2 separate regions of the Homo sapiens genome follow, and region 2 is linked to region 1. Evidence: chromatin loops called from intact Hi-C (ENCODE). Cell type or tissue: PC-3. All regions are shown on one strand. Each heading gives the region's core, and the rest is flanking DNA. Links, peaks and the distances in the headings are about the cores only.

Evidence for each region. Hi-C counts contacts between places; a loop is a spot of excess contacts. Peaks named below come from ENCODE experiments on the same cell type or tissue, not always from the same donor. Only the 100,000 strongest peaks of a DNase experiment are listed, where the experiment ranks them.
Region 2: it touches region 1 in a loop (16-fold over the local background); 4 of 110 quality-filtered maps call a loop at or near these places.

Annotation. Positions count from the first base shown.
Region 1 is chr5:38,396,793-38,412,935 of GRCh38, reverse strand. It overlaps EGFLAM (EGF like, fibronectin type III and laminin G domains), which reads right to left. Exons shown (of 22, transcript NM_152403.4): 7 at 6,695-6,810; 8 at 5,790-6,108; 9 at 5,031-5,131; 10 at 3,832-3,932; 11 at 288-432. EGFLAM-AS2 (EGFLAM antisense RNA 2) reads left to right here and starts at 9,465. Exons shown (of 3, transcript NR_102750.1): 1 at 9,465-9,537; 2 at 10,855-11,112; 3 at 12,930-13,122. In PC-3, for the core only: a CTCF peak has its summit at 8,051 (motif pointing right); no DNase peak of the experiment used is centred there; H3K27me3 peaks cover 3,908 bases.
Region 2 is chr5:38,257,447-38,273,589 of GRCh38, reverse strand. EGFLAM (EGF like, fibronectin type III and laminin G domains) reads right to left here and starts at 15,031. Exons shown (of 22, transcript NM_152403.4): 1 at 14,739-15,031. The coding sequence starts at 14,835. It overlaps LOC124900966 (a long non-coding RNA gene), which reads left to right and starts at 14,924. Exons shown (of 2, transcript XR_007058739.1): 1 at 14,924-14,996; 2 at 15,959-16,143. RefSeq lists an enhancer at 15,900-16,143. In PC-3, for the core only: CTCF peaks have their summits at 7,660 and 7,859 (motif pointing left); a DNase peak (open chromatin) is centred at 7,849; H3K27me3 peaks cover 4,923 bases.

The DNA.
Region 1 (16,143 bases), core at 5,049-13,048:
CTGCAACATGGACCTATGCACCAACAGCAATGATGCTTGCAAGTTTAATTCTTCTCTTTGGTAGATGTGCGGTGGATGTGTGCCCTGAAAGCTCACCTGGAGTGCAAGACCACTCAGTAGCACATCAAAGGTCTGTTGCATGGGTTCACCATGAGAAATAGGCCTTACCAAGCCCATCCAGAACTTGAATCCTGCAGACTCTGCCACGGCTCTCTGCAGTAAGCCCTTCTCAGGAGACTTATGGTGGGTGGTATGTGGGGTGGGCAGGGTGTGGGGCTCATACATACCTGAGACTGGCCTGTCACTGGGGTGCCATTGTTCAGCTGCAGCAGCCCGTTCAGCCCATCTCTGTAGAGCATAACCGTGTGCCAACCCCCTAGTTTGATTTTGGTCTCACTTACGATGATGGCAACCCCAGTTCCACAATTAAACCTGTTGGGGAGGAAAAGGAAAAGAAGATTTCTTGACGAACCAGGCCATTATGTTTTCAGATTCCGTGGACGTCACTTCCAGGTCAACAGCTCCCTTCAGAGTCAGTCTGTTCAGAGTCATGTTTATGAATATCAAGTGCTGTTGAAATCAATACAGGGAAGAACTAGGCACCTCTTCCTGGGGACGATCTCCGTCTAGTTATCTTTCATCTGCCCATAGGACCTTTCCATGCAGGGCCTTTGTTAACCTGATTTTTTCTGCAACTTAGAAAATCATGGGCATTTGGGTACTGTGCTCGCTACCTGCATGACGGGATCTGTACCCCAAGCCTCAGCATCATTCACTATTCCCACATAGCAAATCTGCACATGTACCCCCTGTATTTAAAATCAAAGTTGACATTAGGCCAGGCATGGTGAGTTACGTCTGTAATCCCAGCACTTTGGAAGGCGAAGGCGGGCGGATCACCTGAGGTTAGGAGTTCGAGACCAGCCTGACCAACATGGTGAAACCCCGTTTCTACTAAAAACACAAAGATTAGCTGCACATGGTGGTGGGTGCCTATAGTCACAGCTGCTCCAGAGGCTGAGGCAGCAGAATTGTTTGAACCCAGGAGGTGGAGGTTACAGTGAGCCAAGATCAAGCCACTGCCTGGGCAACAGAGTGAAACTCTGTCTCAAAAATAAATAAAAATAAAAAAATAAAAGTTTAAATTTTAAAAAGCTGGGCACAGTGGCTCACATCTGTAATCCCAGCACTTTGGGAGGCCGAGGCAGGTGGATCACTTGAGCTCAGGAGTTCGATACCATCCTGGCCAACATGGTGAAACCCTGTCTCTACTAAAAATACAAAAGTTAACTGAGCACGATGGCAGATGCTTGTAATCCTAGCTACTCAGGAGGATGAGGCAGGAGAATCACTTGAACCCAGGAGGTGGAGGTTGAAGTGAGCCCAGATTGCACCACTGCACTCCAGCCTTGGCAACAGAGACTCTGTCTCAAAAAAAAAAAAAAAAAAAAAGAAATTAATGAAAGGTAGTAGCTAATCCGCATTCCCGTTTTCTTTTCTTTTCTTTTGAGAAAGAGTCTCGCTCTGTTGCCCAGGCTGGAGTCCAGTGGTGTGATCTCTGCTCACTGCAACCTCCGCCTCCCAGGTTCAAGCGATTCTCCCACCTCAGCCTCCTGAGTAGCTGGGACTACAGGCGCATGCCACCACACCCGGCTAATTTTTGTATTTTTAGTAGAGACGTGGTTTCGCCATGTTGGCCAGGATGGTCTCGATCTCCTGACCTCGTGATCCGCCCACCTTGGCCTCCCAAAATCCTGGGATTACAGGTGTGAGCCACTGCAACCAGCTCCCATTTTCTTTTGACTGGAAGTACATGATCACTTCTGCTCGGAAGCAATTTAGCCTTCTTTGTTTCTGAAAAGGACAGGACCCATAAGAAAAGTAAAGGAAAAATCATAAGAAAGAGAAAAAGAAAAGAAAATGATGGGCAACTAAGGACCTCCTTCTTGTTTTCAGCAATTGCCAAATGCTTACAGTGAATTCAAGCTACAGTGAATAGAATGCAAGTCACTGTGTTTCCAGGGATTTCTCTGGGGACTTTCCAAACTCTCAAATAATAAAGCTCAGTGATATTCATAAAATATAAAAATCCAGGTCTTCAGGCTCATTTTGGCAAGCTGGCCAGCCCTGCCATCTGTGCTTAGCTGTACCTCAATACAGGCGAGGTCCACAGGAGGCTCAGCAGTGAGGTGAGACAGAGGAGGGGTGTCCTCAGATGGCTGCATTATTCTTGTTTTTATCCCAACCTCCCTATGGCCCAGGAGTGCCCATGGTCACTATGCCTAACAGGTGGAATCTTGGACCTTTCTGGTCCACTTCCAAATAGCCACCATGCCTCTTCCACATGGATCCTGAGACTGCCGGTGGGGAAGGAGTCGTAGCCGGCATTTTCCTTACTAGGATTTGCATTAACTGCAGCCACTTCTCAGGCCCTCCCTTTGTCTCGAGATCCTCAGTGAAGTGAGATGCAGTCAAGAGGCATTGCAAAACAGGCTTACCCTGAAGAGGATAGCAGATTCACTCAGCAGGAGTTACATAGTTGGAGAGCTGCTACCAGCTAACAACTGCCAGTGCTACTGAGAGTCTATCCGATCCTCCAAGTGCTAGGACCCTACAAGGTGAAAACCACCGCCCAAGATCCTGGTGGCTAACACCAAACTTCTGTGAATCAAATCATTTAGTAAAGCATGGGGGCCCATTTTCTAGCCCAAGTGGGATGCTCAGAAGCCTTCTTCAACTTAACCAAAAACACTTTTATGCTGAAGGTAATTTAAGAAGACAATAATGGCTGATGCTTATTGAGTACTTGCTCTGGGTCAGACGCTGCTCTAAGCGCTTTTATGAATTAACTCATTTAACCCTCACAACAGCCCCATGAGGAAAGGCAGGCTTGGAGAGGTTGCGCCACATGCTGAAGGTCAGGCAGCAGGGGGTTGGTGCCATTAGGATGTCAGCCAGTGCGCCACGGAGAAGGACAAGGCTGGTGCCCGTTGGTTGTTCACAAAGAGGTGCAGTGCACACCTCCACAAGACTCATTAAAATCTTCACCCTTCGACAAAACTCTGCCCCCCAGGAAGACCACACATAAGCTAAAGGTGGCTTCCAAAGTGTGTTGGGGGAGAAACGATGAGGGCAGTGGAGGCAAGCCAAAGAGTTCCCAGCACAGCCCAGAGGAAGATGAGGATGGTAAGCCCATAGGAGGTTGGAGGCTCCTCTCAGTCCACACCTGTCAGCCACATTTGCCAAAGGGAGATGAGAAGGCCCCAGCCTTCTTCCCATCACATCCACTAGAGCTCCAGAGAAAAGAAACTGTATTCCTTTGGCTCACTCTGCATCCTCAGGATTGACAGGAGTGCCAGGTACCCTCCTCAAGAAACATTCAGCAGCACCTACAGCACCAGTTACATCCAACAGTACCTCCAGCACCAGGTACATTCAACAGCACCTCCAGTGCCAGGTACATTCAACAGCACCTCCAGAGCCAGGTACATTCAACAGCACCTGCAGTGCCAGGTACATTCAACAGCACCTGCAGCATCAGGTATGTTCAACAGCATCCCCAGGACCAGGTACACTCTACAACACCTCCAGAGCCAGTTACACTGTAGGTGCTGCTGAATGAATGAATGATTTCCAAAACCCAAGTTTTATAGGTTATCCTGCAATCCCAGTACACCAGTATTTGGTAAACTGGTTCATACTCATTTTATACAAACCATTCTTTCATCTACTAGAACCTATCCTGTATATATTTTTTCATACTATAAAAAGGCAAATATAATGTAAGATAATGTAACAAAAAAAGAGTGTGAGGCTTTTGGCAGGAATTACCTGAACTGCAGGGAGCGTCGGATGATAGCCAGGGACATGAAATCCCCCCTCCCGTGTTCGTTCTCCCCACAGTAGAGCAGTAAGCCATCCTCTGCCTCCGCCTGTGATTATACAAACAAAAGCCACATGAACAGTAAGCACCTCCCCTTCCTTAAGGCACCACCTGGAAAGACACAAATGTGAAACTTGAGCATTTTCTCCTCCACGATCCTATCTACAAAGGGTCAAGCATGTGGGCTCCAATTCACTCCCAGATACCTGGTCCCAGTTCATTTTCAATAAACAAATGGCAGTGATATAAACTGAGGGGTAGCAGTGAGGCGAGAGCAAGGTGACCCCATCTTTGACCCGCTCTTTACTTGTCCTTTGTGGATGCACCTGCAGAGCCTCAGAAAACCAAATGTACAAAGACCACGGTCACAGTGAGGACATTGCTGGTGTACATCCAATTCTATTTTCACTTTGTTCTTTCTATTTCCCTCCCCCTGGGGAGGCATGCACATTTGCTTCTTTCCTTCTATCAGGAGAACAGGATGGTAAGAATAGCTCAGCCAAAAGCTGTGCTGGTGGTCTTAGACTAAGACAGGTCATTTCTTGAAGACTCAACACTGTGGCCATGACTTCAAATGAGACTTCTTTCCAGACCTCCAGACCTTTTTGTATCATTGGAGATACCCAAAAGAATCAGTTTAAGCTGAGGTCACTGACTGAATTCTTATCTGCAGTTGATTCAAATCAGAGAACCTCCACTGGGCCCTCACGAAGCAAGGCTTGCGTAAAGAAAAGTTTTCTATTTGTTCAGTGACAGCTATCACAATGAAGACAGAGAATTGGGCTCTCTTTTTAAACAATTTTGGAACGGGGAATGCATTGTTTCTTCTCAATCCTGGCCTGGGAGAAATCACTATTGTGAACAACATTGCTCGGACCCCAACATTCTCACTTGCAATCTTCATGCCAGCTACTCTATAGTTCAGTAATATACAAACCCACCGTCTCCTCACTGTCACACTTGAATGTTGTGAATGTACTCTTCATTCCTATTGTCTCATGAGCTGGTTTAGAGACAGGCTCTGTGTCATATTTACCTTTCGTCGCTCTCCCTGCTGCCCCGCTTCCTCTCCCCCAGCCTTTGAATGTAGCACATTGCTGTGTTAAAGTGTCCAAAAAGCACTCATCAAACAACACATCCCTCTTACCCTAAATTCAAGAGTAATTTGAAATGCCTGATAAGAATTCTTCAGAGGTTCAAACGTTACATAGGAGTGGCCAAAGAACTGAGGATACTGGATAACAATATCTGAAGAAGAAAAAAGACAACACAAAAGAATGCTATTTCCTCACTTCTTCAAAAGCAAAAATCAATATACAACGTTGCCTGAATATCATTAAGTGAGAACCCTCACTAATCTATTCAACTTCGCTATCTTCTTTTCTATACTTTTTATACCTACAACTCTCATTCTTGGAGACTTTGAGCTTCTGAAATTCTTAGGAAGAAGCTGCATTTTTGGAGACCGGCACTGGCTTTCCTAAGAAGAAACCAATGGCATTAGGGCCACTGTCACTTGCCCTCAGCTATACAGGCCTTTGTGTAATATAAGTTGGCCCAGTTGTTATCCTTCTTAACCCTCATGCATAAGCTTTAACTGCGTATTTTGGTAGAGATGTGATTATAGTAAAACCTACCTCTCTAAGATAGTATCAGGATGATTTATTGATTGCTTTAAAGGGACTACACATTTGGCACACATAGAAATAGGGCTGCTGTCTACTTAGAAGCAATGAAAGTTGCCTCACAATTTGCCTTGTATAGTTAATTTAATGACCAATATGTGGACGAAGGTACTTATCTTGGAGAAGGGACTAGAAGGAACTATGTTTGGACCACAAAACTGCCCTCTGGCTGTCAATGGTGCCAATTCATCACCACTTCTTCCTCTCCCCCAAGGGCCTACCTTCTGAGCAGCTCTCACCACCTTTGCCCAGGGTGCACTGGCATCGCGAGCCCCCCCAGGTGTAGTCATTGACACAGAAGCTGTCAGCAGAGCAGAGAGTTTCATCACAAGGCATGTCAAAGAGCCTTGACATTATGGCCACACCATTCTTCCCCTTTCTCTGTATGGGAATGGGCTGGGGAGCCACCGTGGTCACAGGGAGAGATGCTGAGGTAGGGGGGATGAGCCTAGAAATGGTCTTTGGGTTAGATATAGACATCTTCTTGCTTTCCACCAAAAATTTCTTATTCCCTCCTTTGGTAGCAGGAAGTGGTTTAACCTAAAGCCAGAGAAGGAAAGGGGTTCAAGATGAACACAGAGCATGGCAATTGGACTGTTTTATTTATAGTTGTTGCCTAGTACTTGAAAACATGGTCACTTCCAAAAACCCTAGGATGGAGATGGGGAAGACAGCACTGACTCTAATTTATGGACAAAGAGCTTGATGGTCAGGGACTTATAGTGCTTTTCCTTGTATTACTCAGAAAATCAGCAGTAAAACTGATATTACATTATTTATTCTTATTACAATATGATGAAGATGCATGACTTTGTCAAGGAATTGTTCATTTCCTTATAATACTTGATTTTCTGAAATTTCCCTTGGTGGGAAATAGAAATATGTTTTTGCCAGATTGTGAAGTCCGCAGGCAGGAGCTGCCTATGGAACATCAGGATGGCTAGTACTTCCCTACTACTGATTTATCAGCACCTGGAGACTGATCATCAGACAAAACAAATCAGTGTTAAAAGCAAATGGGCACATTTAAGTTTTAAGTAAAATGTTTATGGTCCATTGGCTAAATTGTCTTGTTCGGCAAGAAAACACAAACACCCTGGGTTTTAAGAGCAGAGATTATTGTTACCTCCTCAAAGGAAATATCCAAATCTAAGTCGTCTTCAAATCCTTCATCATCCTCACCAGCTCCCATGTCGGTGATATAACGGGGTCCATAGCGGCCACTTCCCGCCTCCTCAGGGCCTTCACAAAGAAAAGCAGCACACCCTTCATCAGCACAGGCCTTCTTTGCACTATTGTCTAGCCTAACTCAGCCACAGGCAGAGCTGTACCGAATGGAACGCAGTGTATTGGAAACATAACAATGAATTCAACACAGAAAAGGAAGCGTCAATGACCAAAAGATATAAAAAAAGTTTCCTCTCATAAGTTACTAAGGAATTTCCAACTGAAACCAGAAAGAGCTTCCATTTTATACTGACAAGACTGGCAAAAATGTCAATCAGATAATAAAAATATTACTAAGGACGGGATCAATGAGGACTCATATGGTACTTGTATAAACTGGTCCAGTCACTTTGTGAAATACTTGGAAATATTTCATAAAGTAGATGTTTGTTCATACCTAGCAATCCCATCCCAACTTACAAAAGCTGGAGAAACTCCTGTACCTGTGTACCAAAAGGCGTGTTCAAAACAGGTTCATAGCATCAGAATTTGTAATAGTAAAAAATACTCCAAATATGCTATTTATAAGAACAAACAACATCCCAAATGTCCATCAACAAAGAATGACTAAATTATTTATAGTATATCTATAGAATGGAGTACCATATAGTAGGGGAAAGGAATGAATCATCATTTAATATATCAACATGGCTTAATCTCACATGACTTCATACAAAAAAAATGCAAGTTGCAAAAGAATGCATCTAGTTTGATGACATTAATATAAAAGACAACAGCAAACAAAACAATATATTACTTAGGGATACATATATATGTAATTTAAACTCTTTAAAAAAGCAGGACAAACACATAAATACCCAAGGGAAGATAGAAAAGGGATGTGAATGAGGTGTGATTCACAGGGGCCTTTGAGAGTATTCCATCATATTCTGTTTCTTAAGGTAAGTGCTGGGTACCTGTAAATATTCATATTTTTTATATGTTGTATATATACATATATATACTTTTGAAGTACAAAGTATTTCACTAAAAGGTCTTTAAAACAAAAAAGGGAGATTATAGTAAACACTCCCACAACCAAAAAAAGGGGGCCCTATAAGGTATCTTGGGGGTCATCCATTTCATCCATCTTAGCAGGACAACTAAATCTTTCAGAACTGAAAGGTGGGTGAGAAAACCTCTCAGACGTCAATACAGAGCATCATCTTTTGGGGAACATTCAGTTGGCATTTTTATTCAACTGTCATCCGCAGAATCCACTGATCCACAGCGCTCTGATTTAGGTTGCACATGGGAAACACTCCACCAGGAGGTGGCAGCCTTTTAAAGAGCGGCTCCAGGGCACCTGCATGTCCTCACAGTGGATTTGGGCCAGCACAGGTATTAACTTGCTGCCCTCTCTCAACTGAAAAAGCCAGGCACCAGCCTTTAGGGCAGTAACAACTTTGGCAACAGAAACTGGCTTTGGTAGGATGCTGCCACTCATTAGTTATTAGACATCCAGTGTTTGGATGCCTAGTGGAAAAGAAAAAGGAAAAATAACATAAAAAGCATAAAAAACATAAACTAAACTTAAAGACATTTTGCTTTCAGAATAAGCTAAGTCATGCACCATTCTCAGGAAGACAAACTCACCCTCCTACATTGTCTGTCCAGGCTGCTACAACAAAAGTACCATAAACTGATGGCTTGTAAACCACAAACATTTATTTTTCACAGTTCTGCAGGCTGTGAAGTCCCAGATCAAAGGGCTGGCAGTATCTGATGAGGGCACAGATGGTGCCTTCTCACTGCATCTTCACATGGTGGAAAGGGCAAACCAGCCCCTTTGGGCCTCTTTAATAAGGGCACTGATCCCATTCACAAGGACTCCACCCTTATGATCTAAGTACCTCCCAAAGGCCCCTCCTTGGGGGTTAGGATTTCAACATATGAATTTGAGGGAGACATAAACATTCCGACCATAGCACTCCTCCAAACAGAATAGCAATCAGATTGAAAATGGAGTGGAAGGAAATGGCAGAAAGTCATTTTTGTCAGGGGGCGTGCTGTTGACCAGAAATCAATCTCCTCCCAGACCAGACGAGAGAAGTGCAGTCAGCAGATGATGCAGATGACCCAGAGACAGGGTGGAGTGAGCTGTTCTCAGGGGTTCGGGCACTTCTTGGTGGAGGTGGGATAACAAAGGGGAGGCGGTGTTCTCATCCCTTCCACACCAATTCCCCAGTTTTATTTAAAGTAGTCCACCTGTCAACTGAAAATTCAACCTGTCGATGCCAGATTTATACCTGGATGCATGTTCTCTCAAGCCACCTGCATGCAGCGTATCTGTGTGCCAGATGTCTTCACACAAAAGGCCCTTGAGGACAGCTCCTTCCTCTTGTCTCTATCTTTGTACAGCAAGCAGTCCCCCTTATCTGTATTTTTGCTTTCTGCAATTTCATTTACCCTCGATCAACCACAGTCCAAAAATATTAAATGGGAAATTCCAGAAATAAACAATTCATAAGTTCTGAGTAGCACGATGAAATAGCACACTGCCCTGCTCCATCCTGCCTGGGATATGAATCATCCCTCTGTCTGGCATATCCGTGCTCCATATGCTCCCTGCCCCATGGTCTGCAGCCGTCTCAGTTGTCAGATTCACTGTCATGGTATCGAAGTGCTTATGTTCCAGTAACCATTATCTGACTTCATAATGGCCCCACAGTGCAAGAGCAGTGATTCTGGGATTCAGATATGCCAAAGAGAAGCCATGAAGTGCATCTTTTAAATTAAAAGGTGAAAGTTCTCAACTGAATTAAGGAAAGAAAAAAATCATATGCTGAGGTTGCTAAGATCTATGGCAAGAATGAATCTTCTATCTGTGAAACTGTGAAGAAGGAAAATGAAATTTATGCTAGTTCTGCTGCATATATAGGGTTCAGTATTATCTGCAGTTTCAGGTATCCACTGGGAATCTTGGAACACATCCCCTGCGGAGAGGGAACTACTGTATCTATCTCTCTCGGCCCCTCTCTCTCTTTCTCTTTCTCCCCTCTGTCCTTTCCCTCACTCTTCATTTCTATCTCTGCCTCTCTCACATATTCAGAATTGTTAGATTCCAGAAGAAGAAATCCATTTGGTAGTAAAAGAATTATACAGCACATACATAAAGCAAGCTGGCTTTTGTCTTCAGTAGTTTGGTCTCTCTCCTTCCAGGCTGTTCTTCCTTGCCCTGTGCACCTTATTAACACATTCTCAACAAGGTTAAGATTCTCTTCATCTTTATCCTATGATTTCCTATCTGAAAAATCACCTTCAGTGACTCTCCACTGCCTACAACATAAATTCTAGGCTTCTTGGTCAAGAATTCAAGGTTCTCAATTAAAACAGCTCCTTTTTTCCTCCTTCTTCCCCCATCACCATGATTTATTGAATTCTACTCCATCTCCTCTTCTTATCAGGTACTATTGGGTGCTTAACATGATATATTTCTAAACTTTTCAATAATCTTACAAGGTAAGTATGACTAATCCATTTTATACATAAGAAAACTGAGTTAAGAGTAGTTAAGTAATTTACCTAAAATTGAAGACTTTATAACTGGCTGAGCTAAACTCAAATCCAAGGTCTGTCTGGTGACTGCTCTCCTAATCGCCTATTGCAGAAGAAGCCACTGTGGAGGTAGAAAGATCCTAGAATTTGAGAAAATTACCATATGTTGATCATTCTTAGTGTGCCAGGAGCTTTTCATACATCGCTTAAGTTAATCCTCACAAAATACTATAAAATTGGTGTTATTACTTCCATTTTACCAAGTGGAGATATAGACACAGAGAGATTAAATAACTTGCTCAAGGCAGACAGATGGGGAATGGCAGGGCTAGATTTTATCCTTGGTCTCTCTTTTGACTACATCATGCTACTTAATCTGAATCCTAATTATGTTTTCAGGTTTTTGTTGTTTTTTAAAAAATACTCTTTAAAAGCTATATAATAGCCAAACTGGCCTGCCAGTTGTCTCCTGAATGCATCTTGTATTTTCTTACCCTAGGATTTTGGTTAATGCTTTTTCCCATTGTCATCTTTTTCCCACTCCTATCTCCTTACACACAGCCTACCTATTCTCCCAGAGGGCATGCATTCTATGGAGACAGAGCTGAATGTGTGCCATCAGAAGACCAAAATCAAGCGACATTTTAAAAAGAAAACAGACTCTTCTGGGAAAAATGGTGACTCCACAAAGTAAGAAGCCACCAAGACTTGTAGGACATTCCTTCATCTTCTCCTGGATGGGGCAACCCAGCCATGGATATATGCCTCCAATCAGCATAAATGCCCATTGCTTGATAAAGTCAACACACGTGTAAGATGGTATGTAGATCTTCTGGGCTCCTGGCCTTAGACTCTTGCCCTTGTGTTTACCAACTCGATTGTAAATCCTTTGAGGGCAGAAACCATATTTTAGATTTCTTCATATCCTTTCCCTTCCTCCATGTCACTAACACTTCATGTACTCAACAAAGGTCAACACCTTTGAGAGGAGTGACAGGAGACACTCCCACAGTGCTGAACTATGTCCTGCCCTTGCTCAACATGGTGGGACTCTGCCTCCCAATCCAAAGACCCCGAAAACTGCCACCAATCCTGTCCTTTTCCCCCAAATGAAGCTAGAAGTAAGAATGGAAAGAGATCTAAACACCATCCAGCCCAATCTTGTCATTTCACAAGCATGGAAACCGAGGCCACAGAAAAGAATTGACTTAAAATCAAGATCATGCATCCCATTAGAGGAAGCTCTAACTCTAGAATCAGATAATATGACTCTAGTTCAATGTCCATAAGACTCTATTGCACAATTTTTTTTGGCATCAAGTATCTAAAGATAGTTCAGTCAGAAGAACCTGGAACCTAGAGAAGCCAAGGGTTAGAGTGTAGGTGGCTGAGATCTCTTACTGCCCCTCCATCTGCTCTAGGAAATTCTGTTTCTTGAAGGGAACTCCTCAGAGAAAAGGACCACAAGCAAATTGCTGCTGCTACAAAATGATACCATAATGAGAATGGAAATAATCCTGGATTCTCTGCTCATTTCGACAAGTAAAATAAGGCACATATTTTTCAATGGATAATGTTCTTTGGTCTCTGTAAAAATTGTTTCCGTTTTGACACTTTTTGTAACCTATTTCTTTGAAACCTGAGTTCACTCAGTTTGGGGAAACATAGGGTACGGAAGAAGAAGGGGAAAAGGAATATGGAATCACAAGGATTTAGAGTCAAAGTAATTTTAACTTTCATAGAGAGACCGCAGGGATCAGCTAACACAACAAGCCCATTTTACAGAGGAGTCAACTAAGGCTCAAAGAATCCATGAGACTCGCCCAGAGAAGCAGCTCATTAGTGGCAGAGTTGATCTAGAATTCTGGGCTCCTGCTGCTGCAACCCAGTCCTCTTTGCAGCATCCCAAACTCCCTCTCTCATAATAATCCAGGATAATAGTCATTTCCCATTTTTAATAAGAAGGAAATGAGCACAGAGAGAACCAGTCACAGCATGATGGAAGAAACCTGGAACTAAAGCCTCACTACTTCTCTTTCCTGACTGCCCCGCCACCTCAGATCCCAAATCCACAGCTTACAGGAAGTTTTTACCAATGTTATTTCTAAGTGAGCACAGAATGTACGGTCCAAGCCAGTGATAAGAATTCTCCCTGTAGCCTGGGGTTATTGTAATTAAAGTGCATAACTTATCTCTTTCTACTTGGTACTTTGTTAATTAGGAAAAGAGAACATTAAAAAGGAGACATTTATTAGAACCAGAATAATCAAACCACTAGTTCAGGGGTTATTAAAAAAAGTTAATAAACAAAACACAAATTTTTGTTAATAGATAAAAGGGTGACTTTTATTTTATAAAAAAACCTGTGCTTTGTTTTAATAAAGGCATCACAGGTTTTCTATAAATAATGAGTTTCTCAGCTATATCAACATGATGTAGTTGGAAATATCGGTAGTCATACAATCCAAATAATTGGGAGAAGGACATAAATGGCTTGGGTGACCTTGAGCAGGCCACTTCATCTCTCTGGGTCTTGTGTTTTCCAATAAAATAAGGAGTAGGATTAGACTTGATGACCTTGAAAACCTTTCCAGCACTAACATTCTGTGATCCTAAAAGTCACCCTTTTAATTTAGACATATTGCAGGTATCTGTCACATCAAGCAAGGTTTGAAGAAGAAACAACTGGAGAATTTTACTTATGTGGATGAAAAAGCAAACAGAAGTTAGTCCAGCATGGAAGTCACATGCTTTGGGATTGTAGCATTGTGTTCTCCTGTAGGAGGTGATCCATTGTCATTTATCGGAATCCATCTTCACTCAAAAGGAGCAGGTTGTATTTTGAGTCCCTTCTCTTAATGTCTTTTAGCAACAACAAGGGAGGAACACTTATTCCCTACTCTTGAAGTTCCAGTCATGAGAATAGAGTCTCCCGAAGTACTGCTGGATTCTTGTCCAACCGCTTTCCCTGCCTACAGAGGTGGGGACAGTGACTTGGCTGCTAAGTGGAAGCAGTAGGTCCACATTTCTGAAGGAGGGAAGCTAATCTATCAAAGGACCTTGGGGGCCGGGTGCAGTGGCTCACACCTGTAACCCTAGCACTTTGGGAGGCCAAAGTGGGTGGATCGCTTGAGCTCAGGAATTTGAGACCAGCTTGCACAACATAGCGAAAACCCATATCTAACAAAAATACAAAAATTAGCCAGGCATAGTGGCATGTGTCTGTGATCCCACCTACTCAGGAGGCTGAGATGGCAGGATCGCTTGAGCCTGGGAGGCGGAGGTTGCAGTGAGCTGGGACAGTGCCTCTGCACTCCAGCCTGGGTGACAGAGTAAGACTCCATCTCAAAAAAAAAAAAAAAAAACGAAAACAAAAATAAAAAAGAACCTGGGGAGGGAGGAGGAATTCGATTTGGAATGAATTAATTCAGTTCTTCCTACCTTCCCTCTCCACCTAGCATAGTGGAAAACAGTAGCCTGGGTAGGTGTGACTCCTGTGCAAACCCAAACTTTCCCTCAAGTGGGCTCTCCCATAGTCTGGACTGGACAGAAGGGAGTTTGCAAGCTCACTTTGGCTCTTAGAATGAGCTACGTCTTCTGACCCAGCCTTTTTAGAAATAAGAATGGCATTTGATTCATCTGCTTCATCTTCATCCTTATCATCTTCCTCTGCTGACTGTGTTGTTTTATTTTTCAATTGATTTCAAAAGTGGGCCAAAAAAAGTGCTATTAATTGTGTCTCTTCAAAACCCTAATACCCACCAGAATAAGAATGGTTCTCTCCATGAGGCTGTAAGCCACAGACAGAAACTGGGTCATCTCTTTCAGTGCAAATGTTCAAGAATTGGTTGGTTAGACGGAATAATGTCAGGTCAGACCTGTGACTTGAGTCCCTTCAAAGTCTTCCCAAGATCCTAAGTGACTTGGCCCTGCAAGCTTGAGCCTCATCTCTCACCAATGTATTCCTTCTCACCGTGCTCCAGCTGTGCTGGCTCTTCTTTCAATGTTTTGGATGAACCATCCTTTCCTCTGACTCAAGGCCTTTGCAAATGCTGTTCTCTATGCTTAGAAATCTTATCCCTCACTGCCCATCCCTTTACCTTTTTAATTCTTTTATATTTCTGTGCAAAATCACTTTCTTAGGGATGTCTTCCCTGTATCCCAGACAAGGTATGTTCTCATAGCTCTCCTCTTTAGTGGCATTATGAGTTTGTAATTTTATGCTTATTTATGTGATGATTTCATAAATGTAATTCTCCCACCAGACTGTAAAATCCTTGAGGAAATCAACACTATCTATTTTGGTTTCTGTTGTACCACCCAAACCTCACTCAGTCCTGACACATTTTAGAAACTTACAGAATGTATGGAAAATAGAAACAGTGAACTTTTGGAGTAGTTTAGCCATAATAAAAATATATGACAGCAGCATTCATCTAGGTTCTTAACAGCAAAAGTTCAGGCCCAAGGGGAGCCACACCTTTCCAGGATCTTAAGGATGTCATTCTGCAGAGTGTTCCTGGAAAACAATCCACACCCAGAGCCCCTCTGGAGTTGATGTTCCCAGTGGCTCTTCTGCATTAAGTCACTTTGGCTTGGGTTATACGCTTTAAGTAAAGTCAGTCCTGCTACCCTGGCCAAAAAAATGACTGAACCAGGATCTATGCCTGATCTTATAATGACCACATTCCGACCAGCCATCTCTGAGGGTCCTTGATGTGACAATCTGTGCTTCACATTGGAAGATAAGGTAGATATTTTAACCTCAGCTCCCTCCTCTCTCACCTGCTTCTGCTGTAGATATTACAGAAGCTAAATACTGGATTTTTAAGTCCCCTTTGCTCATGGGGTGGGGGTAGGGAGAGTCAAATGACAGTTTGGGTCACTAAGATGCATGTGGACACCTGTTGGAACCTCCCAGCTTTCTACATTTGCTTAGGCAGTGAAGGTGCTTGTGATAGCTGGAGCTGCAGCAGCTAATGCATTCCTAATTGAAACATGGTGAGCAAACAGCTCAGGTAGACCCTATCTTAGAAAATATTGAATCTGATGCTGGACGTGGTAGCTTACACCTGTGATCCCAGCACTTTGGGAAGTTGAGGTGGGAAGATTGCTTGAGCCCTGGAGTTCAAGACCAGCCTGGGCAACATAGCAACACTTCATCTCTATAAAAATAAAGATAAAAATTTTAATTAAAAAAAATTGCAACTGAGTACTTGCTGTGTGAGTGAGTCACAAGAGCGACTGGGTGACTTACCTAGTAGCTGGGTTCTGCATGAAGAAGGCCTGCTCAACACCAGCCAGCACAGGAACTCAGGGACTGCAAAGATGTGGATGGCTTCTCTTGCTCTCCCTTTCCCCCAAATAATCTGCTGGAACCAGTCCCTTCAAATCTGAATGAGTCTAATGAATGCAGTGGTTTGACTGGTGGGGAAAAGTAGCTCTAAGTACTGGCCATAGGCAGATATGTTGTTCTTTTATGCTCAGCACGTTTCATGAAACTCTTATTTGACCACAGCTTAAGAATGGCACCTCAGGCATCCAGTGACTTCCAGAGGCCTCACCTCAAAGCTTCTCAGATGCCTTTATCTTTATGCACATCCACACAGCAGAAGCGCAAATGGTGCATAACCCCTGTGGGGTGTTGCCTTTTGAAGTACATAAGCCAGTCAACCAAACACATGCCACTGTGTCTTTCTCTCTCGGAGTCTCCCTTTCTAAAGATAACGGGGCCGTGGAAAGTCAAGCAGATGGCCAGAGACCAAGGTGTTATGCACCTGCTTCTCTGCCACCTGCTGATGGAGGAGATACATAGGCAAAGCATAATGGGAGAAGCGGCTGTGAACACAG
Region 2 (16,143 bases), core at 3,271-11,270, 140 kb after region 1:
AAGTCCCATGGCTGCTAAAGCTGTCACAGCACGGGCTAGAATCTCACGGCTGCTAAGGCTGCTGCAGTGCTGATGTGTAATCAAAGCCCATGGCCACTGAAGCTAGTACAGCACTGGGGCATGCCCAAAAGTCACACCTTCTGAGGCCTTCCTGTCACTAGGGATTATGTGGAGTCCAAAGCCTCTGTAGTTGGCCAGCAGTGATGCAGGCCAGAACTTGAGTCCATCTTGCAGGGGCTATGTGTTCCCATCTGGTGTAGGGATAGGTCTAGGGGCTATGTCTGTGGGTATCAGCCTGTCATCGGGCTGTGTAGGACTTCCCAGTGCTGGGTTTTACTGTGGTGAGCCCAGAATTAGAGTGCAAAGCAAACTCCTTTGCTTATTTCTCTTTCTTTCCCTCAAGTGTATGGTGTGTCTCTCCATGCTGTGCTGCCTATTGCTGGGGAAGGGGTGACATGGGTAATGTATAACTATCCTTCCTACCTTCTTCAATGTGTCTTTTCTTATTGTTATGCTATAACTAGATACAGTGGTCTCTAACCTGGTTTCTCTAGCTCTTGTGAAGTATTTTCATGCATGGATAGTTATTCAAATAGATGTTTATGCAGGGGAATGATTGCTGGAGAGTCCTATTCCACCATCTTATACCATCCTCCTCTTCTAAATCTTATTTTTTTAAATGTGTTTCAAAGTAAATTTCAGACATTGGTACATGTATCACTAATACTTCACCACTTCAAAACAATTTAGTTCATTTTTAACTGCTATTATAATGCAGGTTACTTTTAGGTTACACACAGACACAGACACAGACACACACACACACACACATACACACACCTCTCAAAAAGTCAACTGATGAATGTTTCAGTCAACTGGTTGCTTTCAATAGGACTTACCAGGAGTATTCATTTTTATCAGGCATGTTGGTTCTTAAAAAACAAAGAATGAAAAATCCTTTGCAAACACTCTAGCTTTTGGCTGCTTTGCTTTCAAGGGAATACAGAATTGATCTTCATAAGCAAGCCAGGGTCAGTACAATAAAATTGAAGAAGAATGTTGAAGAATTGGAGTACTGTTTTACTTATGATCTCACAGTTAGTTCTCATTATGGCAGACTGGTCTAGCTTTATCCTTTTCCCGCAACTTGACCTTTTCAATCATACCTCCGATGCCATTCCCACACAAGCCTCTCTTTCCTTTGGTTTTAAAGACAAATGGGGGAAGGAGGATTGTTGGACACTGGACTATTTTAACCCCTCCCCACCTACTACTTTTCAGTGTATGAGTAAATGGTATTGCCTTTGCTTCTTAGCCTCCAAAGACATTATAAAGCAAGTCTGAGGCAGCCCCATGCATTACTTCAAGCTCTACCTGTTCTCTAGGTATTGAACATGACATATTTCACAGCACAGACTCAATTAGAGTCTCCTTAAAACCCCACTATTCCAATAGCCTTTGGCAGCATGTAGGTGGGATTTAAATTATATATTGCTTCAAAGTGACTCCCTGGGGCATTCACTTCTCTGAATCATACTGAAATGTGGGTTTTCAAATGTCTGCATATGTTGTGCAAAAATGTTGGCACATGGAAGTGACACTTTTTCTGTATGAAATGAATTCAGAAGCTTGGAATAGGATCAAATTAATCACACAATGTGAAAATGTATTTGCCCCAAAGGAAGCCATTGTTTTCCATTCCATAACTGGCTGTGAAGGGCCAACCATGTGTAAGATAATCCATTAGGCAATGCAGGGGATACAAAAGTAGAGAAGTCATGGTGCTTTTCTTGAACAAGTTACAAATCTAACAGAAGACATGAGTCAAGTAGACAGATAACATAATATAAAGTAGAAAGGGAGAAGAGAGGAATGGCTTCTGGCTGGAAGAGTACACGAAGACTTCATAGAACTGGAGGTAACTGGGACATGCTTTGAAGCTTGTGTTTCCTTGGGTAGAGATAACGGAAGGATATTCCAAGGGGTCAGATCAACATGTGGATAACATTCAGCATTGGGAAAGTGAAGAGGAGGTCTATGGAATAGCAAATAATCTATCCTGGCTGGAATACAGGCATGTATTCAGTGAAGACAGGAAAGTGAGTTGGGGCTATATTGTGACAGATTTCAGAGGCCCAGCTTTAGAGTTTGGAAAGCAGTAGTGAGCCAGAAAAGAATATTAAATGCAACAGTGATAGGATTAGAACTTCATTTTGGGAAGACTATTCTGGTAGAGAGTACGGTTGAAGCAAAATGAAGGCGGAGAACACATCATAGAAATAGCATCTTTTACATTTATTCTCTTAATATCACAGTAAAAAAGTAGCTAAAGAAATTTTGATATTCTAACTGCAAATGATGTCTTTCAAGGTAGGGAGCCATGCAGCTGATGCCTGAAAAATCTATTACTACTATAGTGGCCTGATCCTTTCTTCTTGATTTTGTACAAAGTCCAAAACAAAGGTTGGGTGTTTTTATTAAACTCAAAACTGACTCCAACTCTTTCATCAATATCAATAACTTTATGACTAATATAAACACCAAAAGTCCTCATTTGAGGAAATAAACTCTAATAATTCATAATATGAAATTAAGGAAATGAAATTGTTCTCATTTCCACTTTCATGGATGCCTAAGCTCAATTATACATTTATGTCAATGTTGTCAATATTTGGGGTTACAATAAATATAGAAAAGTTAACATCTCTACCACTCTATAAACTCTATAGACCACAATGAATCTAATTAATATGCATTAACATTGGAATGCCCATTATGTACCAAATGTTTAGGTACTTTTGCAGGTATATCTTCCGTCATCATAGTTTCTCATTTATTTATCACACAAAACCTTTGTAGTAGGTATTATGAACCTTAAATTTCAGATGAAATATATAAGGCATAAAGAAACTACTCTATCTGGAATCAGACAGCAATAAATAAATTTTAAAGCTAGAATTCAAACCCAGGTCTGTCTGACTGGAGTCTTACTACAATTCCTTCAAGCTGAAGGGATGTGTATTATGGGTGTAGGTTGTGGCTAAGCTTGTCAATTACTTAAAAACAACTATCAAATGAATGCTTGTTGTTTTTTTTTTTCCAAACTAATGGTTTATTTAACTACACCAATTGGGAATTCCCAGAACATCAAAGAGATGTTTGAGAAACTAACAGAAATCCTGAGACTGGAATGATAAACCTTGAAATATGCCACATTGAAGGTCTAACAAATATCATTTGCTACTAAAAAGGATGGCTAAATTGTGGAGGGATGGAAAGCTTCAGAGTGTCATCTGGGTGGTCCTTGAGATCCCAAAAGGGTTTTCCATAGAAGACATCTGAAAAGATTTTGGGGATATCCTCCAGCTGCAACAGCTGCTTCTCAGTTGCAAACTGACCTGTAGTCATCCAGTATTTTGTAAAATAAGCCACTTTCCCCACATACCAACCAGTGAGGAGCATGACTGAAAGCTGTCCCAGGTTACTCTACAGAGTGTCCCATGACACGCATGGAGTCTTTCTAAGTGAAGCCTGGTTGAAGAGCGTGTCTTCTTGACTAGGTCCCTCCTGGCTGCAGAGCTAGACTCAAGCACATAGCAATGATCATGCTCTTATCCATTAGCTGCAGAAACACCGCTGGGTTGATGGGAAGCAACAAGGGCTAGAGGCTGGATGACCTAGGTTCATGTCCTGGCTATTTCCTTTTTGTTAAGTCATCAGCCCTGACTTCCTGGTAGGGCAAGGATTGCAAAGATCAAATGAGATCATTTTTAGAAGTGCTTTGAAAAGTGCAGTGTTTCAGGCCAGGCGCAGTGGCTCAGGCCTGTAATCCCAGCACTTTGGGAGGCCGAGGCGGGCGGATCATGAGGTCAGGAGATCGAGACTATCCTGGCTAACACAGTGAAACCCCGTCTCTACTAAAAATATAAAAAATTAGCTGGGCATGGTGGCGCGCACCTGTAGTCCCAGCTACTCGGGAGGCTGAGGCAGGAGAATGGCGTGAACCTGCGAGGCGGAGCTTGCAGTGAGCCGAGATTGCGCCACTGCACTCCAGCCTGGGCAACAGAGCAAGACTCCGTCTAAAAAAAAAAAAAAAAGAAAAGAAAAGTGGTTCAACCAACTGTATCAATTTGTTTTTGTTGAGATCAGCCCACAGCATCTTCATCTTCATCAAAGAAGGCTGTGGTGTCTAAAAAAAAGATTTTTTTATAATTTAAGAAGCAACCCTTACTGAATATTCTACCATGACTAGTCAGTCCTTTTTGTTATGGGACACAAACAGAAGGAGTTTCTAGTAAACTAGGGGTGGGAGGGACTAGAGTTCTAGTTGATATGCCTTAGAAACTCACTCTATTTAATCCACTGGGTAGTGAATTTTTGGTTGTTTTTGTTGTTGTTGTTGTTGCTGTTGATGCAGGGTCTCACTCCCATCGCCCAGGCTGGAGTGCAGTGGCAGGATCATGTTGCACTGCAGCCTCAACTTCCTGAGCTCAGGTGATCCTCCCACCTCAGCCTCCTGAGTAGCTGGGACTGTAAGTGTGCACATCACCACAACTGGCTAATTTTTTGTATTTTAGTAGAGATGCGGTTTCGCCATGTTGCCCAGGCTGGTCTCAAACTCCTGGGCTGAAGCGATCCACCCACCACCTCAGCCTCCCAATTACAGGTGTGAGACACTGAGCCTGGCCAACTTTTTTTAAAGGGATTAATTTTACCTTTTGTAAAATGTAGGAAATATATATAGTAACATATAGCACATATGCACTTACCCATATACATATTTTTGAACCTTACTGCAAACTGGCCTAAATCAATTTGACTGTTTAGTTTTTAGATTCCTTTTTAAAATTGTGGTGGCCTCCAGCAAGTAAAAGTAGATGGTAACTATTTGCTTTTCAACCAGGTTGTACACTACAACAAAAGCAAATTCCAAGTCAAATTCTGCCACGTATAAAATATCCATGGGAAAGAAGCCACGAAAATTATCATACAACCTGCTGCTGTAAATTTGGTGATGTTTCCTCTTGTCATTTCAGGAACTCCAAAGCACTGCATCAGAGACAATCTACCACATCTAGTTATTTTTCTTCCTGTGCACACTACTGAACGACATTTCCCAGAAACCGTATAGTTGGGTTAGGGCAACATGACCATATTCTGATTTGGCACAGAAAAATCTCTCACAAGACTTCTTTTTCTTTACCTCCCACCCTGGAGGTCCATTTTAAAGATGGTGGTATTATAAGATGGTGGGATTAAAGACAGAATGACTTGAGTCTTCAAGTCACCCTTTGGAGGAAGACAGCTGAGGTGGGCTTCCTAGAAAGGAACATCCACTTTGGACTTAGACTAAGTCCAAAAAATAAATTTTGTGTCAAGCCACCCAGATTTGGATTTATTACAATAGGTAATGCTAATTACCCTAATTAATACAAGCAACTGCTTGTATCTGCTGAGAGAGATACATCAATATTCTAATGGAAAAATCAACAAACCATCTTGCCGGGTGGGGCCAGGCAAATGAGTCTACTGTTGTGTGAGGGAAACACAGAAATGAATGGAGCTCTAGCTGTATTCAGCCACTCGAAAGTAGCTTGATTTCTGGAGTTGCTGGATTCTTACTCTTTGTCCACGTAAAAATAGAGGGACATGAATAATCTTTCTAGTTAATCACATATTTTCACCAATAAAAACATTGCATCTAACATCATTTATGCTAATTAATGAACCCTCTAGCGTGAATATCTGATAACATCATTCTAAGTATATTTGCTGCCACTTGGAACGTCATAGTAAAGTTCTTCAAATAATCACTAATCAGTCTGGATTCCTGCCTAAGACAGAGGTGAAGTTCCAAATATCTAACCACTGGCATGGCACAATCACCAAGAGATGAAAATAGCTGTAAATTCTTATGCCAGAGCGGTGCCTTCTAGCCTGGATTACTTCAAGTGTTAACTAAGCTCCCCCAGGGTAGAGATTAAAGTAATTCGTAGAGTCACTGTTTATATTGAAGTACTTAAAAAATAAATTACAGACAATATAACAGGTGCCTAATTCACAGCCATCACCCATTTTTTTATTTATCTGCTCACTCAAGAATTACAAGCAAAGGATCATGGGATCTATTCCTAACTGAAAGATTAGATCAATCAAATTAGCCATCTGTCTGTGGAAGGCTTTAAACTCAGGTTGTATTTAAGTATTATGTTTCCAAGTGCCCAGATGTTACAGAAAAGTGCCTGCTGATACAACTCGTTTTGCACAATGTAAGCCACTAAATGGCTAATATAAACTTATTGCAGCAAGAAAAATAAATAGCATTAACATTGCATTAAATCTGATTTGGGATTTTGGGTGCCCTGTCAGCAAACACAAGTGTTAAAATTTAAATTGCTCAAGACTTGCAGAGTCAGACAAGAAAGAATTGTCAAGTGTCTTTAGATAAGGGGGATACTGGAAATGAGATCAAAGCACTGGGATGTATATCCTTGCTCGGTGTGGTTGGTGAAAGTAATAATAATTACTATGACTATTGTTAGATCATATCCTCTCCTTAGGTAGCACTTCAGCTCTTTCAAAGCACTAGCCTGCTTTGGATAAGTGGGGGCTCTTTCCAGCTGAGGAAACATCAATAGGAAATGGACTGAGTGAGCCCGGTCTATTTTTCCATGTCCCTAGCAGTGATTCCTGATTTACTCCAATCAACTTATCAGTGAGCAAAACCTGGACCATTTCTGAGCTCTCTGGCTTTATGGAGACTTTCACTGACTCCCAGTAACATATCAGTTTGGATAATTCTGTTTTAGGAACAGCTGCTGCCCTACCACATCCTGCAAAACTTCCCCCAAGACAATTACCAGGCAAAAATCATCCTCATTTTCCAAACCAAAAATCAAGGCATGTGGTTGACCAGGGAGTCTTTCTAATTTGTTAATTCATTTGTCTGAAAAATGTTACAATTCAATACAAGTTACATCACATGTAACCATACCTTAATACCTATAGAAAAGAATAAAAGTACATAAAATCATAAATGTCTATGTTTATTACTTCTGATGCCTGGAAATATAGAAATTCTTTCAGGTTTTTCTTCCTTGTCCAGATTAAACAATCCCAATTTCTTAAATATTGCCTTCACATGTCAGTCTTTAATCCTTTTTAATGCCCTGCTACATGCATTACTGTATTGGATCTTCCCTGGAACATTTTATGGTAGGGTCTTTCTTTATCCTATTTTTACAGATCAGTAAACTGAGGATTATGGAGCATATATAACTGACCCACTGTCACCATGTAGCTGTAAAGTGTCAGAACTTGAACCCCAATGTGTGGAATATCAAAATATGTGCTCTTACCCAAGCCTTCCTGCTCCACCAGGAGAAACCAGCCTTGAAGGCTGAAAGAATAAGCTTGGGATTGGGGGTGAGGGAGGTAAGGGGGGAAAATGTTGGTTATATAGAGAACAGCGTGGCTTTTTGTTAACGCCATTGCAAGGTTTCCCTCTTTCACCGGTCAGCTTAGAGTCTAAGGACAGGGTTGTTCTGGTTAAATACAGATGCCCAGAGCAACATGTTGTCGTCAGCAGTCACAGCTGGGCGTGGAGGTATGAAGCAGTGAAGATCAGCATAACACAGAGTACCTGGGTCGAGGTACCAGGGAGAGGGAGGCAGTGGGAGAGTCCAAACTCTCTTTTGGCATGTCTCAAAGTGTGCATCAAGTCATCTGAGGTTCTTGTTTAAAAAGGCAGGTGCCTGGATTGCACTCTAAAAATTCAGATCCACTTAGTGCAGGAATTACTGCTGAGGGCGGAGACCCGCGCAGAGCCAGCTCTGGAATGTGCGCCCTCTGCTGGCAGAAATTTTATTTGACTCATCTAAGCCACTGCATGAGAACCCATGAGGGGTTCTGCAAGGAAGCAAAAGTACCCCCGCTCATTTCAGGAGGCTGAAGCTACACCCTGGGGTCCTTCCTCGAAGGCGAGGTCCACAATCAGTGAAATCAAAGATGAGTTTGGGGGATTTCCTCTAAAGGCTGCCATATCTCCTCACCTTTTCCCTTTTTCGATAACTGAAATAGCAGGTGCATCTCTAAGATGTGCAGCTTGACATGCAAAAACAAAGGCAAGGCACACGGGCCTTGAGCAACTCAAAAGATTTTCTGCTGCAATCAAGACATCACATCATTCAGTCAGCTGGGAAACACTACAGTCCGGCCTGCCAGGGTGTGAGGCAGGAGAACACGAGGTAGCCACAGGATAGCCCTGGGCAAGCTGGAGTCCCACCTCAGCCTCGGATGCTGAGTCTCAGTCTTCCAGAAATCTAGCCAAAATTACTAGACCACTTTTGGGCTGTAGTAAGCCATAAACAGATGGACTACTATTCCCCAAAGAATGCTAAGGTTATTAAAGCCCTCGGCTCTGGGTAAGAAGAACAAAAAGCACCACTCAGCTCCTTTCTGGCCAAGCCACTCTTCCCTGAGAAAGAATTCGGAAAAACAAGTCTTGCCTCACATTAAACTACACTTACTCCTGACCTTGACTCCTCTGTCTCTTTACCTCTCACAGAGAATTAATGGAAAGAGTGAGACTAACAAAGAGAGATGGAGTCAAAGAGAGAAGTGCTTCCTTATGAAGATTAGATAAGATGTTGAAACCAATAGGAGGGGAAGCACAGTGATGGAGTGAAGAATCAGAGGAAAACATTTCTGTCTGCCTGAATTGCGTGGGGCGCTAGGAGTTGGGTGCTGGGGATGAGTGTGCTAGGTCCCTAGCACCTAGCTTCTAGTGCCCCACGGCTTTTGTGAGCTAAAGATTTCCCTGATAAATGAGACAGCCTGAATCAGCACTGGGATATGGAGTACAGTGGACTGGAAAGGGGACAGGAAGGAACATACAGATGAGAGATCTCCCCCAATTGCCATGCTTTGGGAAGAGGGCTTGGATGAGAGCTATAAGTGAGGAACTAACCAGTCTCTTGTGAATTCCAGGTAGATCAAGGTGGCACTGGGGAAGTAGACCAGGATGACCCCTGATCCCTGGCCACTGCCCCTTAGCCATTCAGCCTCACACTAGCAGCAGCAGAATGCCTCTAGAGGTGCATGTATCTCTACCAGCAACCAACAAGATGTATTGCCCACAAGCTAACCCTTCTCTTCCAGCCTTTTGTTTTTGCTTCCTGACTTTCCTTACATCTTTATTTTAGTTTGATTATACCACTAGAGAAATACTGACAAAGTGGAAAGAAAAAGATGAGAGAGCTGCATCGTGCTAAGGATGATTATGGACACCCAGATACTCCAGGGAAAACCTTGAACTCTGAACGCTGACTTGACCTTCTTCGACTGACCCTGGGACCTCAGGCAAACTGGACAGGCAGGAGGAAAGGCAGGACCCATGTGCAGTTCTCCAGCCCCCCTAGTGCCAGAGAGTTAATAAATGTCAGGAGACTTGTCTAAATAAACAAAGAGCAACCCCAGGCTCTAAGCCTGGGAGCACCGGTCTTTAACCCCAGGAATCCTTCCCAGACATGCCACGGCTGTCAGCCCTAAGTCTGACTTCACTGACAGAACCTTGTAGAGAGACAAACGATCTATACCCTATCTACTGCATAGGAATGAGGAGGTCTTAATGGCACAGCCACTGTAGCTTGAGAGCTACAGCAAGCCTTCCAAGCTGGAGATCCCTTTGCCTCTGATGTACCACCTCCCACCACCAAGCATAAGAGTGCTTAGAAAATAAAGCCAAGATATCCATACAAAAGCAAATAAACCTTGACTTATATCTCACACCTCATACAAAATTAACTCAAAATGAATTATAGACCTAAATGTAAAACCTAAAAAACTTCTGCAATAAAACATAGGGAAACATCTTTGCAGCCACGGGTTAAGCTTTCAAAAAAACAGCACGAGCCATTTAAGAAAATGATAAATTAGACTTTATCAAAATGTAAATCTTCTACATTTTGAAAGACACCATTAAGAAAATAAAAAGACAAGCCACATACTAGAAGCCGAGATTTACAAAACACAGATCTCATAAAGGACTTGCATCCAGAACATACAAAAAACACTCAAAATTCAATCATAAGAAAATAAACATCCCAATGTTTTTTGTTTCTTTTTTTTGAGACAGAGTCTTCCTCTGTCACCCAGGGTGGAGTGCAGTGGTGCGATCTTGGCTCATGGTAACCTCCCTCTCTGAGGGTAAAGTGATTCTCGTGCCTCAGCCTCCCAAGTAGCTGAGACTACAGGCACGCGCCACCAAGCCCGGCTAATTTTTGTATTTTTTGTAGAGCTGGGGTTTTGCCATGTTGGCCAGGCTGGTCTCAAACGCCTGGCTTCAAGTGATCTGCCCACCTTGGCCTTCCAAAGTGCTGGGATTACAGGCATGGGCCACCATGCCCGGCAAACATCCCAAGTTTTAAAAATCAGCCAAACATTTAAACAAAGATTTCACCAAAGAAAAGATGGCAAATAAATAAATTTTTTAAATGTTCAATATAATTAGTCATTAGAGAAATGCAAACTAAAACTGTGATGACATACTATTACATGCTTATTAGAATAGAATCACTAAAACAAAACCAAAAAAAAACTCTACCAAGTGTTGTAGAGGATTAGGAGCAGCTAGAACATTCGTACATTGTATGAATGTAAGATGGTACAGCCACTTTGGAAAACAGTTTGGTGATTTCTTATCCAGCTCAACATATACCTGCCATGTGATGCAGTGATCCCACTCCTTCTGTTTATCAAGAGAAATGGAAACATATATCTTCCAAAGACTTCTACGTGCACGTGTCTAGGAACTTTATTCATAATAGCCTAAAACTGAAAACAACTTAAAAGTCCACCAACTAGCAAATGGTTAAACAAACTGGAATTCCATGGTCCATCCAACGCACCACTACTCAACAATAAGAAAGGAACAAACTTCCAATATATGCAAAAACATGGATGGATCTTAAAAGCATTATGCGACAGAGGGTGGACACAAAATATGACATTCTGGAAGAGGCAAAACTACAGGGATAGAAGTTAGATCAGTGATTACCAGGGGCTGGGAGGGAGTCATTTTTCTACAAAGGGACACAAGGTAATATTTAAGGATGATGGAAATGTTCTATATATTTCTATTCCGGCGGTGATTACATTACTGTGTATGTTTGTTAGGGCTCATCAAACTGTAGACTTGATGAAATTTATTGCATATAAATTATACCTCAATAAATCTGACTTTAAAATGATAATAAGGACAAGAGTTAGCAATATGCCTGCGGGAATTAAGTGACTTGTTGCATGCTGGTTCCCGCAGTTGTCTGGATTTCCCCTCCCTTCTTCCTGCCCCACCACAGAAGCACGGCAGTCCTCCCGCACTTTCTGGTGAGACTCAGGTGATGGGACCAGCACTAGGCTAGAGACCACTCAGGAGGGTGGGAGGTCCAGGTGCCAGTTCCAGTTCAGCTTCTGATGTTAACTGGGGCAAGTTACTGAGTCACCCTCAACCTCATTGCAAAATGAGGACTTTTCACTTCTTTCCAGGCCTATGATTCTAATTTGTAGTCTGAAAAGGAATGAAGGCTATCCAATGAGTGGTGTGTCCACACCGTGAAGGTCTGGGGAAAGGACAGGGCCCTAAACCCTCCCATTCTTCAGAGGCCCCTTTTTCTACCCTCAGGTACTGTAGTGGGCCCTCTGACCCTCACCAGCCTTAATCCCCAGGAGTTCAACAAGAGAAGCAAGTGGTTCATCATCACCCCATAAGGCCACACCCTGTGATTCTTATAAATGAGGCCAGTAGACAGTAGCTTCCAAAATTCTTTCAGTATCATATGCACTCTGTTGTCTTAGCAGGCATGGGCAGATCCCATTTACAAATGTTTAAGAGCAACGCAGGATCCCCACACAAAACAGCAGCCTCCACCTAGGCTCCAATATCTGACCCACGGGAGCTCCACTCTTCAGCCTCCAGGAAGACACCCTACAAGACATGCTACACACCTCTGCAAACACAGTGTTCTGAGCTCAGTTTCTGGTCCTGAATATCAGAGTTTAAATTTCCATTCCACCGCTTACTAGTTGTGTGACCTTGGATGAGATATTTAACCTCTCTAAGCCACAATTTCTCCTTCAGTAAAACAGTGATAATAATAGTCCCCATCTCCCAGGGCTATTGGGTTGATTAAATAAATCACTGTGCATCCAGTTCTTAGAACAGTGTAGCAAGCACTTAGTGTTAGTTATTATGATTTAATTTCACTTAATTTGAAAACTGTCATTTCTTGTAAGTCTTGGCAAATGCAGAGGTTTCTTTATTAATGTTCAATGTCAAAAGATGAGCTATCTTGGGGTGAAGAGAAAGGTTGCTTGTGTTGAACCCAAACTAGACTCAGACTTGAAGCTGCTACTCAGTTTTTTCTCACCAGAGGTAGGTGCGGATGGGGAATTTCCAGGTTGATTTTGAATCCAAGACTTCTCCAACAATGCTATACTTATCAAAAGTAGATTTAGGAGTATGAGGAGATAGGGAGGGTCATCCAAATAAGACAGAACCGCTCCAGTATGCCTGCACCGTGGCCACGATACCTTCAAAGTACTGTCTATGTACCAATTTCTGTTGAGGAAACAAGGTACAAAGAAACTCCCATATGGATACTAGCAGGATTTGCTAGTGTCTGGGGAAGATTATAAATTAGCTAGTTGCTGCTCACATCAGAGCCAAGCAGGGCACATTCAGTTTTTTAATCTGGACCAATTTTCCGGATCAAAAACTAGTCTTTCCAAGGGATGTAAATGAGCCCAGGAGGGAAATTTCCCCTGAAGTTATGAAGTAGCTGTCATTTTAATCTGAGAAGCTTTCCAACCTGAAAGCTAGTGTCTGGATAAAATTATAAAGTAATAAAAATAAAACTCTTCTAGGTTGAACCTAGTCTAAACACTTCTATCTCAAATTTGATGTAATTAATATGCCAAAGTATTTAAGAGGTGGTGTTTCCACTATCAAAACCCTATCTATGCTTCAAATAAAACCAAAGAGGCCAGCATGGCATATTCCTGGCATGAATATCAGAATGAGACCCTGAATGAACCAGGTAGAAAATCTTTTTAGGAGAAGAACTCCAAAAAATAAGAAGGAAAATATGATGACCCACATGAGCAGTTTTATACAACAGGTTTTTATAAAATGCTTTTTAAAAATTCCCCTTAAATGGATTAAAATATATCCTTTAAAAAGCATTGCATACACTGTTCATGCTTTAAAACTATAGATATAACTATGCTTTGTTTAAAAATTGTGACAATTAATAGATGATTTCATGTGAATAAATCTGCAAAATGCAATTGATCGTGATGTGGTTATCTTAAGGAGGAAAGTTAGAAAGAAGCCCTTCACTGAAATCCTTGAAGGTATATGTATGTGTGCGTGCAGGAAGAGAAACAATTTAATGTGATATTACCTTGGACTGAAGCTATTATCTCCAAAATGAATTGAAGAGCTCATAAATGGAGTGGCTCATAATTTAAATATGGTGTAGATTATGATAATGACCTTAGATTTCAAGGCAGGTAACAAGTGCTGGTAATAAGAGACACAGTGCAAAGACTGAGGACGCTTCCAGAGCCGAAATGCAACAAGTCATATTTCCAGATAGAGAGTTTCAATGCGAAAATATTTAAGCATTCACATGGGATCCCGCTAAGACGATTTTCTCTGCCCTCTGATAAATTTTCCTAGCTTTGCCTCTTTCTTACAGAAACGTTTGTGAAGACAAACTGCACTTTCTGTGAGGTTTTGCAGACTGCATTCAAATAAAAGTAATATTGTTTTCCATTGTTCATAAGATATAATTAATCCCATAAGACAACCTCCCTTACAAAGTAAGTTAAGACAAAACAGATTTTTCAGAATTCTAAATATGGTCCCAGCAAAAAGTAATAAAAATCGTTATTTGGGAAACAATGTTTAGAACTTCATTGTTCAGAATGTTCTACTTTGAATAATCTCACAGCATAGGCCAAATCAAAGTAGACCAAAATAAACGAAGACTTTTTACCTATATGCAGCTAGAGGAAACACACGTTATTATGGTTTCAAGTTCTCCCCCAATTCCCAGTCCCTTATAACAGGTTACAACGTACATTTCTTTGTTTAAATGCCAAAGCAAAGACAGGAGTTCAAAACACGGTAAAATTAACCCACTGGGTGCTTCCTTCTGAACAAATGGCCCCAGAGTGGAAGAGGATGCTAAGAGCAGAGTCCACATCCCTGCACAACGCGTGGGCAGGACCCGAGATGGGCAGAGGGGGCTCCAGGCAACCCTTCAGACACTTAACAGGAAATGGCTGGGCTCTGGACAATATGAATTGAGTAAAATGTTTGGAGACGCAGGAGGGGCTGGTTTGACTCCTCTGCATGGTTGCCATCCTCTGTAATTGAGACAGCACGATCGCTGTCCCAACTGTCAGCTCTCTGCGGTCAAACACGGGGACCACCACCTCTATCTACTATGTCTGGAAAATTGATCATTCTTTTAATAAATAAATATCCCTAGCGCCGCCCGGGCTCGGGGGAGGGCGAGGTTTGCGTCTTTTCTCAGCTCCTGGCAGAGCTGAAGCGAGTTAAGCAGACGTTGGTCGGGGAGAGGGAGGCGGTGCGCTGCCCGCTCTGTGTCCTCGCCCCGGAGCCCAGCAGGGGCGCTCGGGGCGTGGTGGCTCTGGGCGGAGGAGCGCATTACCTGGTTTTCGGATGGCCGCTCGGAGCGACACCGCGCCGGGTCCGAGGCTGGAAGCCAGGAGCAGGAGCCGGAGCAAGACGCCTCGGATTAAATCCATTTCGCAGCCGGCGCCTGCAAAGTTTCACCAAGTCCCGGGCGCACACGGAAAGGGCGTCTCCGGGGGCGCGTGGGGGACGCGGCCCCAACGGATCCCCGGGCCGGGGCGAGGAGGTGGGGGGCTGCGAGGGCTGGGCCCGGAAACACGGGTAGTTCCAAGAGGTAGGACTGCAGCCGGGAGGTCGGCGTGCGCGAGTGAAGCCGGCTGCAAGCTGCAGGGCTTTTCGCGGGGGCGGGGGCGACGAAGGAGGCCGACTGGGAGGGAAGGGCTGGCCGCGGGAGGGAGGGAGGCTCGACCGGCCCGGGGATGAAATTACAATCGAGTGGAAGTGAGAGGGACAGGCCCTGAAACCTTCACTCCTCGCCCACCTCGGAAGCAGACAGCCCGCCCCTCACCCTCTCTAGCGACCCCCAGCGCAGCCCTTCCCCGCTGGTGACCTAGATTGGGGACCTGGGAGGGACCGACTTCAAGCACTGGAGACGCAGGGCAGGAGTTAGGCGACTGCGGGTCCAGGACCCTCCGCGGTCCTCACCCTGAAATCTTGGGGCGCCCCCCCTCCACCCCACCTGGGCCCTCCTCCTGCCGCGCCCCTCTAGGCGACTTTTTCTAACACCTCAAAGGTTGCTGTAGTTGGTCCAGCGCACTTGGGGGATGCGAGGGGTAGACGGGGGTCTGTGATTTGCAAGTGGGGTGGGGGTGAGAGGAAGAGAGGCGGGACCGTCCGGGTCTGAGGCGCTAAGAAGATAAATGGGATTTAAGGCTCGCAGATGGAGAGCTGAGGCCAGGCCGCTCAGACTGGGACGCCGGGTGGAGATTAGGGCCTGGAGCGGGGGAGTGGGGGCCCTTCCCGGCAGAGGAAGGCAACTTGAGACCCTCCTGGGGAGGAGATGAAACTCCAAGTTAAGCCTGGCGTCTTAGGGAGGGACGCGAGCTCGAGCCCCCAGGCGGACCGAGAAAAGCCCCTGGGCGGCGCCCAGCTGGGCCTGGGGCAGGGGGCCGGGGCGGGGTCCTGGCCTCTGATCCCGGGATCGGGCTTCCTGGGTTGTCTCCTGAATGGAGAAAGACTCTTTCTCCGCCGCTGAATTTGCTGCCCTAGGACTCAGTAAAATGTACCTTTTGCCAGATTTCGCGGTAGTGCCTGGAGAGGGGAGACCCTGCCTGGGACACAAGTCCCGTTGCATACTGGCGTTCTGACCTCCAAACCAGCGAGAAGAGAAAGCAGATACAATAAATAAACCAAGAGGGAATAAACTTAGAGGCAAACGCGGCCCTCGGCAGTTCCTGGGGAAAGATCAAAGGCCGTAGGAA